3 separate regions of the Mus musculus genome follow, and regions 2 and 3 are each linked to region 1. The links are chromatin loops, found by intact Hi-C in ENCODE. Cell type or tissue: gastrocnemius. All regions are shown on one strand. Links, peaks and the distances in the headings refer to the core of each region. The heading gives the core; the rest is flanking DNA.

Region 1 (7,949 bases), core at 1,581-6,580:
TTGTAAGAGGTTGTGAAAGCGAGACTGAAGAATTTTCCAGTTTCCTCCTGAGGGCAATGGGAGAGCTTTTGAGGCTTTTGTTTGCTTGCTTTGGGACAGTCATACCTCTCTATGGCCCCATGTCTTGCAGTGGCTCTCAGAAGCCTCTCACTGGCTACAGGCCCTACAGGATCCAGTGTCCCCAGAACTGCCGTATCTCGGATCTCTCATCTTCCTCCTTCCCCTTTGCTTAGATTTACCTGCGCTGGCTGACTGTGGTTTTTCTCAAACACGTTAGCATGCCCCAGGACCTCTGTCTGAAGTAGCTGCTTCTTCCCCCTAGAGAGCTATGCACATAAGGCCTTGGGCCACCTTGAGATTTTTTTTCACATGTGAACAACCGGCCACGTTTTACACTATATCCCTCTATAGGATATAGCTGGCCTTGTCTGTGACCCCTACTTCCTCCAGTCTTTACTGAGATGGCCACTCCTCACGGTGATCCTATATCGTGACATGCAGCTCTCATCCCAGCCTAGAATGCCTCCCCCTTCTCCATGCTCCTCGACAGCAGACACGTCCTTCTCCTGTTTCGTATGTTTCGCTCTTGATGGTTTGTTTGCTTTATGTGAGACAAGGGCTCATGTCACCCAGGCTGGTCTTGAGCTCTGTGGTTGGGAATGACTTTGAACTTAGGAACCTACCACTTCCTCTGCTTGATTGCTGGGGCTTGCCAGATTTTACGGGGCACTGTGGGCCTCATGCACGCATGGAAGGAAGGCATTCTACCAACTGAGCTACAACCCCAGCCCTTTTTATGGCTTTTGTCTACTGTCCTCTATGGTCGCAGTTTTTGCTCACTTTGTTCCTGGCTATACATCCCCGGTGCCTGCCACTGACGGACAGTATTCGATCTTGAGGGAGTGGACACTGGCAAATGGGTTGGGCGGCAAAAAGGAGAGAGGCCCATGAATGCTCGAGGCTAGCTAGCGGTGAAGAGGAGGTAAGGAAGACACTCTCCAGCCCCAGTTTCTTCATCACAACACCAGCCCGAGACACAGGAGAGAACTAGGTAAAACTGGCTCCTTTCTTTCCTGTCAGTATTGGTCCCATTTGGAGGCTGTTTCCCCCTGCTCAGCATCCTTAGCTATGCTAGATCAGCTCTCAGATCTCATGCAGACATGTTTAATGACCTGGGATGAGATATGACTTTGGATCTTCATGGACAATGTTGTCAGAGCTGGAACTTGGTGTTTGCCTGCCTGACACCCAAGTGTACTTAAACAGCCTCCTTTTGGCTTTCGACCTTCGTCCCAGCCCACCCTTAACAGCATGGCCTGTAGAGGGTGCTGTCCAACTTCTCCCCCCTCTGCCCAATTCTCTCAACTGTCAGTGTCTGAGGCTGACAAGACCCTCTCCTTGCTCAGTCACACAGGAATCAGCAGTCAGAAGGGAGAGGTCCAGGATTCATAGGGTCACTTTGGCCTTGCTTTCCTGCCTTTTCCCTCTTCGGGGCACACACAGAAAACAACTCTATTGGCCCACTGAGATAGACAGACAAGGCCATTCATAGCTGAAGGCAACGGCCTAGGGGTGGCGGCAGCCTAGGCCAGGCCTGCCTGGGTGCTCCTATGTCAGACACCAGTGCTGGTGAAGTGGGACCTTCAGAATAACCACAGGCTCCCTCTGCTTCTATTGATTCACGTTTCCCAAGTGCCAACATTCAAGTCAAGAAAACCCTTGTCACTTAAAGGATTGAAAGAACAAACTTTCCCGAATAGCACATGCTAAAATGGCAGCCCGCGGTGTTATTTTTAGTGCATGAGTACAGCGTTACTGTACTGGGCTGCAGAGCTCAGATGGTTAGCCTGGGAACCATCGAATGAATTCTAGCTTTATTTTAGGTTGTACCACATTTAGTTCTTGTTTTTCTTTGGACCATGTGCTTTTGAGCCAAACAATTAACCTCAGAGCGCTTGGAACGTGACTTATTTGTAAGCTGGCTCCTGATGCACGCCCTCTTAAGATTATTCTGCCTCTCCCACCCCTTTTCTTTACTGAGGCTAGGTCTACTAGGGAGCACAGCTGGGCTTTAACTCTATACTCTCCTGCCTCAGCCTCCCAGTAGCTGAGACTACAGGCGGGCCACCACAATCACCTCTTTTCCTGCTTGACATTTCTCCAGATATGAGTAAGATCCTGCCTCAAAGGGGAGCAGGGGGCAGAAGTGACACATGGACCTTTAATCTCAGCATTTAGGAGGCAGAGAGGCAAGAGGCTCTCTGTGAGTTCAAAGCTAGCCTGGTTCTACATAGGGAGTTCAGACCAGCCAGGGCTATATAAGACCCTATGTCAAAAACAAAATAAAACAAGCAAAAGATCCTAAACTCCATATATATAGAGAGATCTTGTTTTCTTGAGTGGACAGTAACTGGCTTAAAGAGAGAGACTGCCTCTTCTGATTGTTCACAGATCCAGCCCCTTGAGCCCTTGCCGCTGAGCTCTGGTTTTTATACCACGTTAGCATGTGTCACCTCTGCAGCAACGAGGGAAGAATTATAGCCATCCAGATTTGAGGGGTGAACACCCAAGACTTAGGGAGATTTGGTAGCCTCCCATGAATACACAGTGGGCCAGTGGGAGACCCAGGACTTGAGATGTCAGTGTGACAATGAAGCTGGAATGAGACACCAGGGTGGGGGTGGGGTGGGGCTGGGATCAGAGTCCACGGTGTCGGGTGCTGGCTGCCACAGAGGCTGTGGAGCCGAGTGGCTGGTCATGAGCTTAGAACTTGGAAGCAACACTCAAACCAGCACAGAAGAGTGTAAAACAAGTCTGGGGAGAGGGCAACAAGGGTAAGCAGGGAGGAGTGGCTGGAAACCTGGCCTTCCAGAGTCTCTTGATTTAAAGGCCTCTGTTTGTCTGTCTGTCTATTTTTGTTTAGGTACTAGAGATCAAAGCTAGGACCTCAAACACTAGGCAAGCTTTACCACAGAGCTACACCCCAGTCGTCCTCGTCTTTCTGGTAGCCTGCTGTCTTCATTCATAAACTGATAACTACATCATGCCACTTTTCAAAGGAACACCTCGGATTAGGAACACTGGCAGAGCACCACTGGCCTGGGAGCACACAACCAGGCAGAGCCAGGGCGGGGCCTGGTACACACAGCCCAGCCATGTCCAAAACTGTTTAGTTTCTTAACCTTGGATGTCAGTCTATACATCTGAAAACAGAGCTAACAAGGCTTGCTGAGATAATGCACTGCCACCTAGTGAGTAGGAGTACCAGTTCCTCCTCCCTCCTCCAATCAGAGAAGCCTGGGCAGCTCTATTCTTCTCCTCTGGTGCTCGAGAGAATCCAACACAGGGCTTTGGGCTCCTTCCAACCACACTGCTCCCTTAAGGACCATTTCTCAGCCACACCTGTTGATGCAGGCCAACAACCTCAGCTTCTCTAGAGCTTGGGCAGGAGGAGCACAAGTTCAAGACCAACCTCAAAATGAAAATGTAAGAAGGCGGCTAGGGACAGAGCTCAGGGATGAGGCATTTGCCTGGCATGCATGGATCTGGGCATGGGGCAGTGGTCAATCACCAGTAGAGCAGGGAGAAAATATCTTTCCAGGCTCTCCAGGAGGTGGCAGCAGGGAGCCACTGGGGGGTAGGAACTGAGCTAGGTAGGTAGGCCTGGCACAGCCCCAGGTGCGGAGCAGGGCCCAGCTGTCCCCTCAGTATGCCCCGCTAGGCAGATTCTCTGAGAGCTATTCCCCACTGATTCCACTGGCTCCAGTCTCAGGAGCTTTGCCCCTGAGGCAGGCAACACTGGAGCATCTGCCTGGGCTAAGGTTGGCATGCAGGGTTTGTGCTTTGGGGAGCTCCAGGGAAGTTCATATTCTGCCTTTCCGTCTGGGCCATCCTGTGCGCATCACACCCCTGGTGGACAGTTCATCTGATTGGGTGAGATTTCTCTCTCCCTTTCTTCCTCATCTCCTCTCTGGGAGTGGCCCCTCCCCACAGCTGTGTGGGATTTGCACTTTCAGCACTGGATTTAGAGGACCTGCTACAACTTCTGTGCGCCCAGAGCCATGCACACCTCACCTTTGGCCTCCATCACACAGCAGGGAAATGGTCAAGCCTTTTGGCTGCCGTAGAAGCTGGCACCATATGATGGTGCCATCCTTGTCTCTTTTCTCAGTGTCCCATTTGTTCCCAACCTTGGCGTCAGTTTGCCTCCTTGTGGCCTCTGTGCCCACCTACTTGTGAATTCCTCCTAACTCTTTCCTCCCATTTCTGGGCAGTTATCACCAGCTCCCCTTGTCCCCATCTCTCAGAAGTCACCAGCACCTTCTTAGTGCCACTTCCATACTTCTGTGCCAGGCAGGGCACCTGCTCCTAATGCACTGAACTATCTGTTTCTCTATAGACTATGTGATTTCTCGGGACAGAGGCTCTGGACCATTTTACACCGCCATGGGCACACAGAGCCTTTAGAGCAGACACCTACAGAATAAATAGATGAGGTCTACCTCCCACATGCAAAGGTCCTTTGCCCCAGGACTCTCCAGTAAGATGTAGGAAGAATACCCCACTGCGCCTTCCATCTGCCAGTTGGGATAAGGTGGTCCAGACAGACACCTCCAGTAGTTGCCTTCCTTCAGAGGGCCCAGAGACACTAGTCTCTTTGTCACCTCTGAACAGAACGGGCCTGGCTGTCCTGGCATCCCTGGCCTAGTGAATGCTCATGGCTCCTTTTGTTCTACAGTATGAAGAGGAAGCTTAACTCTGGTTAGTTCTCTGTGAACGTAGTGCCCCTTCAAGGCCACCTCAAAGCCCACAGGATCCATCCATTCATGTGAATCTCAATAGGGCTCTCCCACAGCTTTGAGAATGACCTCTGGTCCTCTGGGACCTCCCTCATGACGCCCTCCATCACATGCTCTCTCCCCTTGTTCTGACTGGCCTCTGGAGCCTTAAGATTTCCAGAGCCCTCGTCTACTGTTACGCCGTAAGGACTCCCAGTTCACCTCCAAGCCTTCCACGGCCCTCTGCATATCTGCCACCCCAACCTGCCTCTGTCCCCTGCACGGCAGACACTACATGCAGGTGATGAAAACACGGCTGCCAGATGGGGGTAGGAGGTCTAAGGGCTGCCACCAGGTCCCCTCACCTCCAGTACTCCTCGCTGGGGCTGGTCCTTTGCAAGGTGTAGTTGAACAGGTGAGACAGGTTGCCAGACAGGGCAGCGGGCCGGGAGCCATTGGTGAGGTTGGAAGCGTCCAGCACACCGGCACAGTCAGGTGTGTTCCAGGGGTTGTTGCAGTACGCCCAGGGCAGCACGTGCGTCATGGACGAGAAGAAGTAGTAGAAGGCGATGCAGATGACCACGTTGTAGTAGATGCCAATGTATGTGGACACCACCATCATACCATAGCCCACGCCTGTGGGAAAGGCACGGTGAGCACCATGGAGTGAGAGGCCAGCCTCGCAGGCCTAGCTAAATGTTAACGGCTCCTAATGGAGAGTTGTAGATGGGAAGGTTCAGGCCTTGGTAAGTTAGGGGAGGAAAGGAGTTTTGTGTCTCTGCGAGGCGGGAGACAGAGGTGGGGGCCGAGTAAACATGAATGCGCTCCAGCCAGCAGGTGTCCATGGCCTTGGCCATTGATGTTGCGCTTGGGGTCAGCACCAAGGGGATGCTCGTGTTTGTACAGATGGACAAGCCAGTGGCCTCCGCGTGCGTGTATGCACACGTGCGCGTCTGGGGTGTGTGTGTGTATGCACACGTGCGCATCTGGTGTGCACGTGCCCCACCAGAACCTCACCTTTGAACATGGGGCTGATCCGCCAGACCCCCAGGCAGCCCTGGCTTGCAAACTGGCCGAAGGAAAGCTCCATGAAGAAGAGAGGAATCCCGCAGAAGATCAGCATGATGAAGTAGGGGAACATGAAGGCTCCTGGCACAGAGGAGGAGGAGGAGGCAGGGCTCAGGGTAGGCTCCAGGTACCCCTCCCTGGGTCCCCTTCTCCAAACCCACAGTAAAACCTTCGTGCTTCACTAGTACTGGGACAGGAGCCTGCCTGCACTGAGCAGCTGTCTGGGGCTGACACACATTCCCTGCCTGCCCTGTCTTCGAACTGAACAGAGGCTCCCCAGGAAGTCTGCTCTGCAGAAAAATCCTGCCCCGGACTGCCATGTTGGGGTAGGATTTGAAGCTTTAACCAATTGATTTCTCTCTCTCTCTCTCTCTCTCTCTCTCTCTCTCTCTCTCTCTCACACACACACACGTCACTGGGATCCTCAAATATCTCTGTACAATCTGGGAGACTGTTGAAATATGGGGTGTTAAGACAGAGAACCCAGGAAATTCAAGTGGTTTCCTCTACTTCTAGCTTTCAAGGAGCAGGCTAGCAGATCAGGCACAGAGAACAGGCTGGCAGGATCTGAGGGTGGTCTGCACCTTAGGCAAAATATGCCTAAGGGATGGGGGTAAACACCAGGGCCAGAGGCCAGCTTCTTCCTGGAGTGGCACCTGTTCTGGGGAGATGGTGGCCCAAGCCCCGGTGGGTGGGCTCTACCCAACTGGGTGGTCCCTGCCCTGTGCCCACTGGGTACCTCCCCCGTTGCGATAGCAGAGGTATGGGAAACGCCAGACATTGCCCAGGCCCACGGCATAGCCCACGCTCGTCAGTACAAACTCGATCTGGTTGCCCCAGTTGCCCCGTGTGAGGTTCTGGTCCTTCTTGGTGGCCTCGCTGGGCACAGCACCATTCTGTGGGGACAGGAAAGAAGCTACCATCAGTAAAGGCATTTGTGCCCCGTGTCTGACCCTCTGAGTCGCTCCCAGCGGTTTTCCTTTGGCCCTCCACATCACCCTGCCACATACCCTGGGGCTCCCTCTCGGCCGGAAGGAGTTGAGGGCCAGCCTGGCAGAAGAGAGGAGAGGTACAGCTGCCAGACAGTGCCCAGCCCTCAGCACTCCATGCCAGGTATACCAGCCCACCTGAGGAGCTGGTTACAGCAGGAAAGGGGACACTGAGGAGGGAGCCTGAGCCAAGAGCCCCCTAACCCCTCTAAACCCTTGCCATTCCTCTCAGGCTAAGGACCTGATGAGAAGCTGAGCCTCATACCAAGCAGCCAAGTCAAGCCGGAAACAAAGGGGCCTGTGTCCGGACAGCTACCCCCCACCCGACGCCTACCACATCGCCAGGCTAAGCACGCTGCCCATGGGCAGGCGGTGGCTAGACTTATCCCTAGAGAAGGCTTCTTCCTGGGGGCACACGGTGAGCAGGCCTGGGTGGAAGAGGGGGCTGTGCATCTAGGCTAGACCAGACCTGGGCAAGACACTAGAGATCAGAGGGGGCTGACCTGAGCCATGGCAGGAGATGCTGGGCTATGAGTTAGGACAGGAGACCAGAGCTGTGGGCACCGTGCCAGACTCTGAGGACAGGCCTGGCTAAAGGAAACAGAGGTGGTTCCAGGAAAGGGTGTCACTGAATGAGAGGGTGGCCTGCAGATGAATCCCTGATGGGTATTCGGCCTGAGTGCAGGAAGTGCTGGGTTAAACTGTCCAGGACCCACTGAGGACACTCCACGAGGAGTTCCTTCTTCAGATGTAGAACTACCTCTGAAAGTCCCTTAGTGTGTCCCCTTTCCCCAAGCCACTCCTCTCTGAACCCTCTCCCGTTATGAGTGTGAGTCATTCACCATAAGCCAGACTTGAGGGGCCCGAGATTGTCATTGGGAAGCCTAAGGACCCTAGGAGTCACCAGTAAAGAAATACACACAGTGTCCTTGTACACCAACAGCCTCCCAGAGATGAACTACGGCCCTGAAAGGACAGGAGTTCCTCTAAAAGACATCCGGATCAAGGCTGGAGCAGTGTGGCCAAGAGACTGGCATGACACTGTCATGTGAAAGTGACATCTTCAAGTTCAGCAGCCACTCGCCAATGATTAGAAAGGTGGCTTGTCGCTCTG
Region 2 (5,000 bases), core at 1-5,000, 150 kb after region 1:
TACACCAGTGCACACACTCCAGTAGACATACTCCAGTATACATACTCCAGTGCACACACTCCAGTAGACACACTCCAGTATACATACACCAGTGCACACACTCCAGTAGACATACTCCAGTATACATACTCCAGTGCACACACTCCAGTAGACACACTCCAGTATACATACTCCAGTGCACACACTCCAGTAGACACACTCCAGTATACATACTCCAGTGCACACACTCCAGTAGACACACTCCAGTATACATACTCCAGTGCACACACTCCAGTAGACATACTCCAGTATACACGCTCCAATATACATGCTCTAGTATACATACTCCAGTGCACACACTCCAGCAGACACACTCCAGTATACATACTCCAGTGCACACACTCCAGTAGACACACTCCAGTATACATACTCCAGTGCACACACTGCAGTAGACACACTCCAGTATACATACTCCAGTGCACACACTCCAGTAGACACACTCCAGTATACATACTCCAGTGCACACACTCCAGTAGACACACTCCAGTATACATACTCCAGTGCACACACTCCAGTAGACACACTCCAGTATACATACTCCAGTGCACACACTCCAGTAGACATACTCCAGTATACTCAAATACAGAGGCCTTGTTAGGCCAAATTTAGTTTCAGTAGACTCTTTTTCACGTCTGCTCTACCTTTTAATTTGAGAGACTGACCATACCTTTGGCTATCAATATTCCTCTTGTGTTCCACTAGAATGTAATTTTTTGTTTGTTTGTTTCAATCTGCGATTCACAAATATTTTTCTTAGTGTGGAATTTATGGATCATGGTGCCAGGTCAGTTGAATAACTGCTAATCTAGTCAAAGATAGACCATTCAGTGCTCAATGGGTGGCTTGTTAATGACCTAAGAGCCTTGCCCCACAAGGGATCATAATGATGTATATCAAAAGACTAAAATACAAACTGAGGGACTGGAGAGATGGCTCGACCATTGAGAGCACTGACTGCTCTTCTGAAGGTCCTGAGTTTAAATCCCAGCAACCATGTGGTGGCTCTCAACCATCCGTAATGAGATCTGATCCCCTCTTCTGTGGTGTCTGAAGACAGTTACAGTGTACTTACATATAATAAATAAATTAATTAAAAAAAATACAAACTGAGATGTAGTTCAGAGACCAGATTGTTTGCCCACCACTAACAGAGCCATGGGTTTGATTCCCAGCACAGGGCTGGGTGTGTGTGGTGCTTAAAATCCCAGCACTAGGGGCTGGTGAGATGGCTCAGCAGGTAAGAGCACAGACTGCTCTTCCAAAGGTCCTGAGTTCAAATCTCAGCAACCACATGGTGGCTCACAACCATCCGTAATGAGATCTGACACCATCCAGTTGACCGGAGTGAGCAGAGGTCCTAAAATTCAATTCCCAACAACCACATGAAGTTCACAACCATCTGTACAGCTACAGTGTACTCACATACACAAAATAATAAAAAAAATAAATAAATCTTTTTTTTAAATCCCAGCACTAAGCAGGTGGGGACAGAAATATCAGAAAGTCATCCTTTTCTAAAATAAGAAGCTAGAGATTAGCCTGGGCTACATGAGGCCCTGCCTCAGAAAGAAAGAAAAAAGAAAAGAAAAGGAAGGAAGGAACTAGAGAGGCAAAGGCAGGTGGATCTCTGTGAGTTCAAGACCAGCCTGGTCTACATAGCAAGTTCCAGCACAGCCAGTGCTATTCAGACCCTATCTCAAGAGAACAAATAAATAGATAGATAAACAAACAAACAAACAAACAAAGAAGACAATCCAGCCTTGCCAATCCTGGGATGACTGCTGAGGGTGCCTTCGAGCAACCATGATCATACTTGCAAACCAGTAGCATTCTCTCAAGACGTTTACTTAACGTGTTCAGAGGCAGTGTCGGAAGAAATAGCAATGTAAATCCCTTTTACTTCAGCTTTCTCTGTGGATTACTGGGGGGAAATGACTTCAGTACCAAATTCAAGTGTTCAACTTGAATGGGATGATTCTAGAGGGCTTGCTGCCCCTTTGAGTGTTTCTGTTGAACATGAATGTCACTACCACCCCCACCCCCACCCCCACTTTCTGAGAGTAGATCCTTCCTATTTGAATTCCTGGGGAAGCTACTCAAAAGGCAAGAAGATTCAAACAGAAGAGAGTGAGCCACTAACCCAGAGGCAATATAGACTTTTGTAGCGGGAGTTAGGAACGATCGCCACCTCGTGATAGAAGTCGGAAATACAAGCAGTTTCTTTGTCTGAAAATCATAGCCTAGCCTCAACAAAACGTAGTGGAAATCTTTTTGTGGGCCCTACTGGCATGTATCAGGGGGCTGTATTAAGCAAAAGAGCTAGTTGGGTTTGCCATAATGCCATTACGTTAGCAATTATTTCATCCATCAAGGCACTGGGTCCTGAATGGACAATGCCTAGAAATGTAGTTTACCAGTTACAGGCATCGCTAGATATTTCTCTATTTGGTAATGGTTACATGATCCACTGGGGGTCTTGGGTAGCCTTTAAAAGCTGATATAGAGAAATAAGTTACCCTGATGTCTAGACTGCCAAAGGCCACTTTTCTTTTTCCCTCTCTCACCGAAGCACTGGCGCAGCTAGAATTGTTTCCGATTGTTTGTTGGAAAACCAACAGTTGCCCTAGTTTCCTGCTAAGGCACGAGCTTTATCTAAAACCACCCCACGGGTTCTGGACCCATGGATTTTTCTGTATGAAAAGGGAAAGATTAAGATAGCAAGAGATGGTTTTTAGGAAGGAGATGACTCTTACAATAGCAGACGTCTTGGCTCATGTCTTCTGCTATTTTCCCCATAATAGTAAAGGTCTTTGGGGAAACATCCCTGCCTAGGATGTGGGCTACAGAAAGCGGTCACGTTTATTTGGTCAAATTTGTCTCTAAGTCTCCAGCAGTTTGGGGAAATTGGAGGGGCAGTTTGAGTTGTGAGATATTGTAAGGCAGAGCTCCACAGCTCCAGACCTTGAAGTTTTGCTGCCGTGTTTGTGGGTTGGACTCAGAACCTCTTGACAGCTCCCAAGGATGCGGTTTTCAGAGGACTCAGTGTTTGAGCTGTAAACCATGAAATGTTTGATTGCCCTCCATTAGCAGATCACAAAAAGTGTTCTGTGGCTGGGAATGTTAGGAGAGTTAGAAAGAGTCTCCGTTAGGAGAGTTCTTAACCAGCATGCAAGAAACCCTGTGTCCCAGCACTGCATAAACTGGCCACGGGCTCACGGGAGTTGGAAGGGGTCGGATTACAAGTTCAAGGTCACCCTCGGAAATGCAGTTCAGAGAAAGTTTAGGCTACGTGAGACTTTGTCTCAAAAAGAAAAAAAAAAGCCTTCTCTACATGGAGAAAATAAATTTTAGCAATGCACATCAAATTTTGTTGTGTGAAGTCATTAGGTTTCAGGGAAGCAGAGAATATTCTACTATGAGGAGTTGTGATGGTTTGAATGAGAGATTCATTCAAACACCCTTGGCTTGGTACTTGAACACTTGGTCCCCGGTTAGGGGTGCTTTCTGGGGAGGTGCAGCCTTGCTGGAGGAAGTGTGTCACTTGGGGCTTTGAGAGAGTTTATCCTTGTGTGCTTGCAGGCCTCATGCTTCTGGTTGAAGACCTGATCTCGCTGCTTCCTGCACAGGCCACCGTGCCTACCTGCTGTTGGATTGCCCCAACACGAACTTTTACCCCTACAATACCATAAGTCCAAATAAACTCTTCCTTGGCCTTCAAGCTTGGCACAAATGCTTTTAATCCCCCCAACTCCCTGATGGAAGATCTTATTGTCTTTCCGGGATTACAGGTTATAACAATTTTAACAAGTTTAGAGCAGTCACCCCACTAATATCTTTCAAAATTTCATCATTTGGTATGTTCCACATGAAGCGGTGGGATGTGGAGCTTTTGACAGTGGAAGGTCTGGGGACCCAGGAAGGGCTGGCGCCCATCTGGACTCGCTCTAAGTAGACATCTTGAAGGTACTAAATTTCTTTTTCTAAGAGTGATGAGTTTTTGTTTGTTTGATTGATTGATCATTTCGTTGTCAATTTGACACAAACTGGGGTCATCTGGAAAGAGGAAGAGTCAATGGAGGAGTTGCTTTCCTGGGATGGACCTGGACGCTGGTCTGTGGAGTGTCTTCTTGATTAATGTGGGAGGGCTTAGGCCACCGCGGGCAGTGTCATGTCTAGGCAGATGGTTCTGGGTTTTGTAAAGAAGCGGGTTGAGCATGCCAGCCAGCAGCATTCCTTATGGCTCCGCTTCAGTGCATACTTCTGGGTTCCCGCTTGAGTTCTTGCCCCCACTTCCCACAGCGATCAACTCTGACTGGGATGTATAAGCCAAATAAACCCTTTCCTCCCCAAGTTGCTTTTGGTCCGTGTTTTATCAAAGCAATGGAAAGTGAGCTAAAACACCAAGTCACACATGTGCCTTGCACACTTGGTAGCCAAGGTCTGTCCCAGCCCACAGCAGTAGCATCTATGCAATAGGTCCATTATTGGATTCAGCCCACTCTGGAACCCAGCCTGGTCTAAAAGCATAGTTCAAATAAACCCCAAGAGCTCAGAACGCACATCAGTAGGCTTGGAAGCTAAGAGCCAAAGTCATCCATCATCCATGACTCTAGTTCTTTCAGGAGAGAGACCGAAGGTATAGATCTCTAGTAGCTATCTTGCTTGGTGGTGGGGTAGGGAAACCAAAGATCTGCTGGAAACAGCTGCTATCCTACTGTGCGATCCCAAGTCTGGTACCAACCTGCAAAGAACAAATGTAGACAAGTTATATTGAACACCTGAGTTGAATACAGAGAGAACATGGGATTGGGCAGAGGAATCCAGGTAGATACAGGATTACTCTTGCTTGTAAGAAGGTCTGGGAAACTTTTGCTGCCGATGGAAAGAGGGAGATGGTGGGCATCAAAGCACAGAGAAAGCTGGGTTTGTTCCAGAGTGGCACTTGCCTTATTTAAACACAC
Region 3 (5,000 bases), core at 1-5,000, 140 kb after region 1:
TCAGGACCTCTGGAGAGCAGACACTGCTCCAAGCTGCTCAGCCATCTCACCAACCTCTACCTACTTATTTTTCAAACCATCTTTTTTTAGTTTTTTTTTTCTTGTTTTTGTTTTTTGTTTTTACTATTTTTAAATTAATTCATTATTATTATTATTTCTTTTGTTTGTTTTGTTTTTCAAGACAGGGTTTCTCTGTAGCCCTGACTATCCTGGAACTACCTCTGTTGACCATGCTGGCCTTGAACTCAGGGATCTGCTTTTCTTGCCTCTGCCTTCCTAGTGTGGGGATTAAAGAAATAGGCACCACTGTCAACCAAATCTGTGTGAACACAATAAAAATATTGTTTGAGAAGCACTGAGGGCGGGACAGCCATTTAGATGGGTGGGGCAGGTTGTTTTGGGGGATTAAGGTAAACCAAACTGTGGTGGCTCACACCTTTAATCCCGGCACTCAGCAGGCAGAGGCTGGTGGATCTCTGAGTTCCAGCCAGCCTGGTCTACAAGGTGAGTTCCAGGACAGCTGGAACACACAAAAAAAACCTTGTTCCAAAACAAAGAAACAAACAAACATAAAACCGAACTTGACAACCAAAACACACAGCATAAATATTCCAAACCAACAGACCTCTAGGTGGGAAGGAAGATGGCTCAGTGGTTAAGAGCCATTTTGTGTGTTTTTGTGTATGTGTGGCTCATAAAAGACTCCAGGTCAAGGGGACCTAACTCTCTTTTGGCCTTCAGAGACACATACACTCATTTTTCACATATCAGGAAACACGATATTATGATTATATAATATATAAAATGTATAATACTTACAAAACTTGTCCAGAGTGGACCCACCAGATGCAGATGAGTATCTGAGAAAACGGAAGCAGGGAGGGAACCTGGTGTACACAGTACAGTACTGCCTCTGGTCTGTAAGCTTCAGGCCCCCAGGAATGCAAATGGATCTGAACTGCTGGACAGGACCTTTAAAACGAAGATTTTTATAGGTCAGGCCTGGTGGCACACATCTTTAAACTCAGCCTGTGGGAGGCAGAGGCAGATGTATCTCTGTGAGTTTGAGGCCAACCTGGTTTACACAGTAAATTCCTATAGAAAGAAACATTATCACACACCAAAAAAAGCCATTTATTTACTTTGTATCTATTTCTTTGAGGCAGTGTCTGTCTACAGAGCCCTGGCTGACCTGAAATTTCCTAGGTGTATCAGGCAGGCCTTGATCCACTTTGCCTCTGACTCCCCTCCATATACAGGAATTAAGGGCAAGTGCTGCCATACCTGCCTTCATTTTATTATTTTAAAAATTGTTATTTTGAGACAGGCCTGGGCAGGCCTGAAACTCCCAATGTACACTAGGCTGGCCTTAAAAATCAGAAGTATTGGGGCTGGAGAGATGGCTTAGCGGTTAAGAGCACTCTCTTCCAGAGGTCCAGAATTCAATTCCCAGCAAGCACATGGTGGCTCACAACCACCAGTATTGTGATCTGATGCCCTTTTCTTGTGTTTCTGAAGACAGTGAGAGTGTATTCACATTTATAAAATAAATAAATCCTGAAAAAACCAGTCAGAGATCTTCCTGCTTCAGTCTCAAGTCTGGACTTGCGTTGTGGTCACCATGCATACTCTCATCCTGCTCTCTATCTGGTTCATGAGTCCTGGCATTCCCGACAGCTTTGAGGCCTGCTTAAGGCCTGAACTAGGACTACATCTTGGAGAGACAGTTGTGATGCTTACAATTGTTTTGATTACAATTCCACCCCACGGGCTCCAGCACAGGCTGCGTTTGTCTCTCAGCACACGTTCCCCTAATACAACCTCTTCAGATACATCCTCTGCCTCACTGCTAGCATTTTTGACCTCCCCACCTTTAGAACTCCCAGCCCCGGCCAGTAACCTTTCCCAGTGAGATTTGAGACTTACCGAAGCAGATCCAGAAAGTGGACTCTGATGGTAACCACTAGCTGATGTGATCTAGGTGGACTGGAAGAAACCCATTCTGAAGAACTGGCTTTGACTTTTATGGGGTCTTGTGTTGGTCACACCCCTTTGGGGGAGGAGCCTAATGATGTGAGTGTCTACCTACCAACCAGTTGTGACCGTGGGATTTTTGAATTTGCTCGAGAGCAGCCTTGAGGCAGTTGTTTACAGCGTGTGTATCCAGAGTCTTTTGGAGGGTTGAATTGCCCTTTCACATATTAGATTCCTGCATATCAGATACACTAGGATTCATTAAGTAGCACAAATTATAGTTTTAAAGTAGCATCAAAATTAATGTTATTAGGCGGGGCAGTGGGGGAACACGCCTTTAATCCTAGCACTTGGGAGGCAGAGGCAGGTGGATTTTGGGGTTTGAGGCCATCCTGGTCTACAGAGTGAGTTCCAGGACAGCCAGAGCTATACAGAGAAACCCTGTCTCGAAAAACCGAATATATATATATATATATATATATATATATATATATATATATATATATAATTTATATCAGATTCTATTACAGATGGTTGTGAGCCACCATGTGGTTACTGGGAATTGAACTCAGGACCTCTGGAAGAGCAGTCGGTGCTCTTAACCATTGAGCCATCTCTCTAGTCTGTGGTGAAAGATTTTAATCCCATATATAGATATCTGGCTCAAACATACACACATGATATTTCTTTGTGTATTCTATAGGTGTGTCCTTGGGGAATTTCATTGACATCCTAGTGGTGTAACAGCTGACTTGAATTCCTGGCACCCTAACAGCACTAGCCTAGGGAAGCAGCCTTCCTAGGTTCCACCAGCACCCCCCCCCCAATCAGGTTTCAGTTTTATGAGCTAGAAAATGGCATTTTTATGCCTAGTGTGTCCAAAATCATGGGCTTCTCATTTTTAATGAATGACTGAATAATTGCATGGCTCTTGGGTCCAGATCAAGACTCCCCAATTCTAGCTTGCTTCCATCCCCCTCTCCCAGTCTTCTCCTATTTTGAGGATCACAGACAGTGTTCCAGTCCTAAGCAACTACTCTACCACTGCATTCCACACACACCTGAGAATGGTTTGGGTTGGTAGTACTTGTTCACTTGGAGAGGGCAAGGTGACCGTTTGTTTATTTGTGATTGCTCGTGTTGAATTTCCCAAAGTGGCAACTTGGGATCTCAGACTTCCTCTTTGTCCAGGTGGACTGCTTAATCCCATCTTTGTACTTCTCTGCAGGTCCACTTGCTGCTTCCTAATTCCTTATTTGGGTGTGGTTTATCATGGCCTTTCTATGTTCTCATTCATGTTATTTCTACTGTTAAGAACATCAGTTTAAGCCAGGCCTGGTGGCACACACCTTTATCGCAGCACTTGGGAGTCAGAAGCAGGCAGAACTGTGTGGGGTTGAGGACAGCCTGGTCTACCAAGCCAATCCAGGACAGCCAGGGCTACACAGAGAAATTTTTAACTCAAAACACCAAAAATAAACACTGCAAAAACAAATGACTGAACAAAAATATCATTGGTTTATTATGGAAGGAAACAGGGAGTCCTGTAAATGATACAGAGGTTACTGTAATGGCTCCTTCATATCTCAGTCCACGAGTGGGGGGGGGGGGGGAGAGACACACCTGGATCAGCAGGACAGCAGCCAGATCAGCAGAGCTGAGTGTTAAGTGAGTCCTTGCCTGCAGACATTTTGTAACAGCTAGACTCATCTGTAGCCTTGCTATGAACTAGGCCACAGCACTGGCAACATGTAGAGGCCATGTCTTGGTGCTCAACTCATGAATCCCCTGAGCAGAAACTGTGGGGAGTCCAGAAGAAGAATGACATCTTCAGAAGGGCTTATCTTGTATTCAGATAACCACTGCAGACAGCTGAAAGCTTAAGCAGCAAGCTGGGTGTGGAGGGGTGTGCTTGCCTGGGATGCCTGCGCTCAGGGGGCAGAGGCTGAGGGAATGTTTGAGCAGGACAGATCAGCCTGATGGCACTTCACAGAACTCTGCAGGGTAAGAGCCAATTGCAACCTGGTGTAAAAAAAAGCACTCATAGATAGTAGAAGTGATATGACAGGCAGAAAAGCCGATCATGCCTAGGGCACTGGGTTCTCTTTCTGCCCAAGGCTGCAACCCTTAGCATTCATCCAACTAGAGGATTATGTACTATCTGTCCTTGTCCCCCACTGACTCACCATTGGCTATAGGAGGAGCTCTGCGCAGTCTCCAAGACCACCATATCAGTGCAACTGGCAAACAGACGTTTCACCTGAGGCTGAGACTCATGCCCCACCTTTCTAGAACACACAGCAGTGAGCTCGAGCACAGGCTCCCTGGCTTAGTGTGTTTTCCCCTCCAGGGTGGCCTCAGCAATTTCTCAATCCTTTAGATGTTTGCTTGATATGCTGTTGCCTCAGGCTGATAAACCAGCCTGGGTCACAAGGATTCTGTACCTGTCTCCTTGGAGAACGTTATGGCCTCAGGCTCTAAAGAGCAGAGGGTGGAATGGAAGAGTTCAGCTCCAGGCTGGGTCACTTAGCTCCAAAAACAGGCAAAGATGTTACTAGGTGAGCCTTAAGGGCTAAACTTGCCCAGGCTATACTTTGTAGACAGGGACCTAGTTTTCTCAGAGAGCTGGAGTCAAGATTGCTAGGTTGCAGGAACCGAGGGATAATGCATATTCATACCTGCTCTGTGAACCAACTGAACTAATATTCATCAGTCAATTTAGGCAGGCCACAGGGTGGATTGCTATATGCAGTCTTTGCACATCTCTGCAGATCCACTTCTTGCTTGTAATTTCTTATTTGATTTTGTTATACGATGGTCTTTCTATATTCTCATTCATTTTATTTCCATTTTTTAAATCATCAGTTTAAGCCAGGCCTTTATCCCAGGACTTGGGAGGCAGAGGCAGCCAGAACTGTGTGAGGTTGAGCACAGCCTGGTCTACAAAGTTGATTCAGGACAGCCAGGACTAAACAGAGAAATCTTAACTCAAAAAGCCAAGAGAACAGGCCTGGAGAGATGGCTGT

What was found. A loop is a pair of places that touch in the nucleus more often than their neighbours do. Peaks named below come from ENCODE experiments on the same cell type or tissue, not always from the same donor. Only the 100,000 strongest peaks of a DNase experiment are listed, where the experiment ranks them.
Region 2: it touches region 1 in a loop (3-fold over the local background); 9 of 42 quality-filtered maps call a loop at or near these places.
Region 3: a loop joins it to region 1, with 2.1 times the contacts of the local background. A loop is called at or near these places in 9 of 42 quality-filtered maps.

What each region holds. Positions count from the first base shown.
Region 1 is chr4:117,854,668-117,862,616 of GRCm38, reverse strand. It overlaps Slc6a9 (solute carrier family 6 (neurotransmitter transporter, glycine), member 9), which reads right to left. Exons shown (of 14, transcript NM_008135.4): 3 at 6,586-6,742; 4 at 5,796-5,927; 5 at 5,144-5,414. Among named protein-coding and RNA genes, the nearest start is that of Ccdc24, 14 kb to the left of the region's middle. In gastrocnemius, for the core only: a CTCF peak has its summit at 3,612 (motif pointing right); a DNase peak (open chromatin) is centred at 3,644; H3K27ac peaks cover 1,370 bases.
Region 2 is chr4:117,702,782-117,707,781 of GRCm38, reverse strand. It overlaps Gm34746 (predicted gene, 34746), which reads right to left. Exons shown (of 3, transcript NR_151608.1): 3 at 3,762-4,780. Among named protein-coding and RNA genes, the nearest start is that of Gm34746, 6.2 kb to the right of the region's middle. In gastrocnemius, for the core only: a CTCF peak has its summit at 2,238; a DNase peak (open chromatin) is centred at 2,227.
Region 3 is chr4:117,712,805-117,717,804 of GRCm38, reverse strand. No RefSeq gene overlaps it. Among named protein-coding and RNA genes, the nearest start is that of Gm34746, 16 kb to the right of the region's middle. In gastrocnemius, for the core only: no CTCF peak of the experiment used is centred there; no DNase peak of the experiment used is centred there.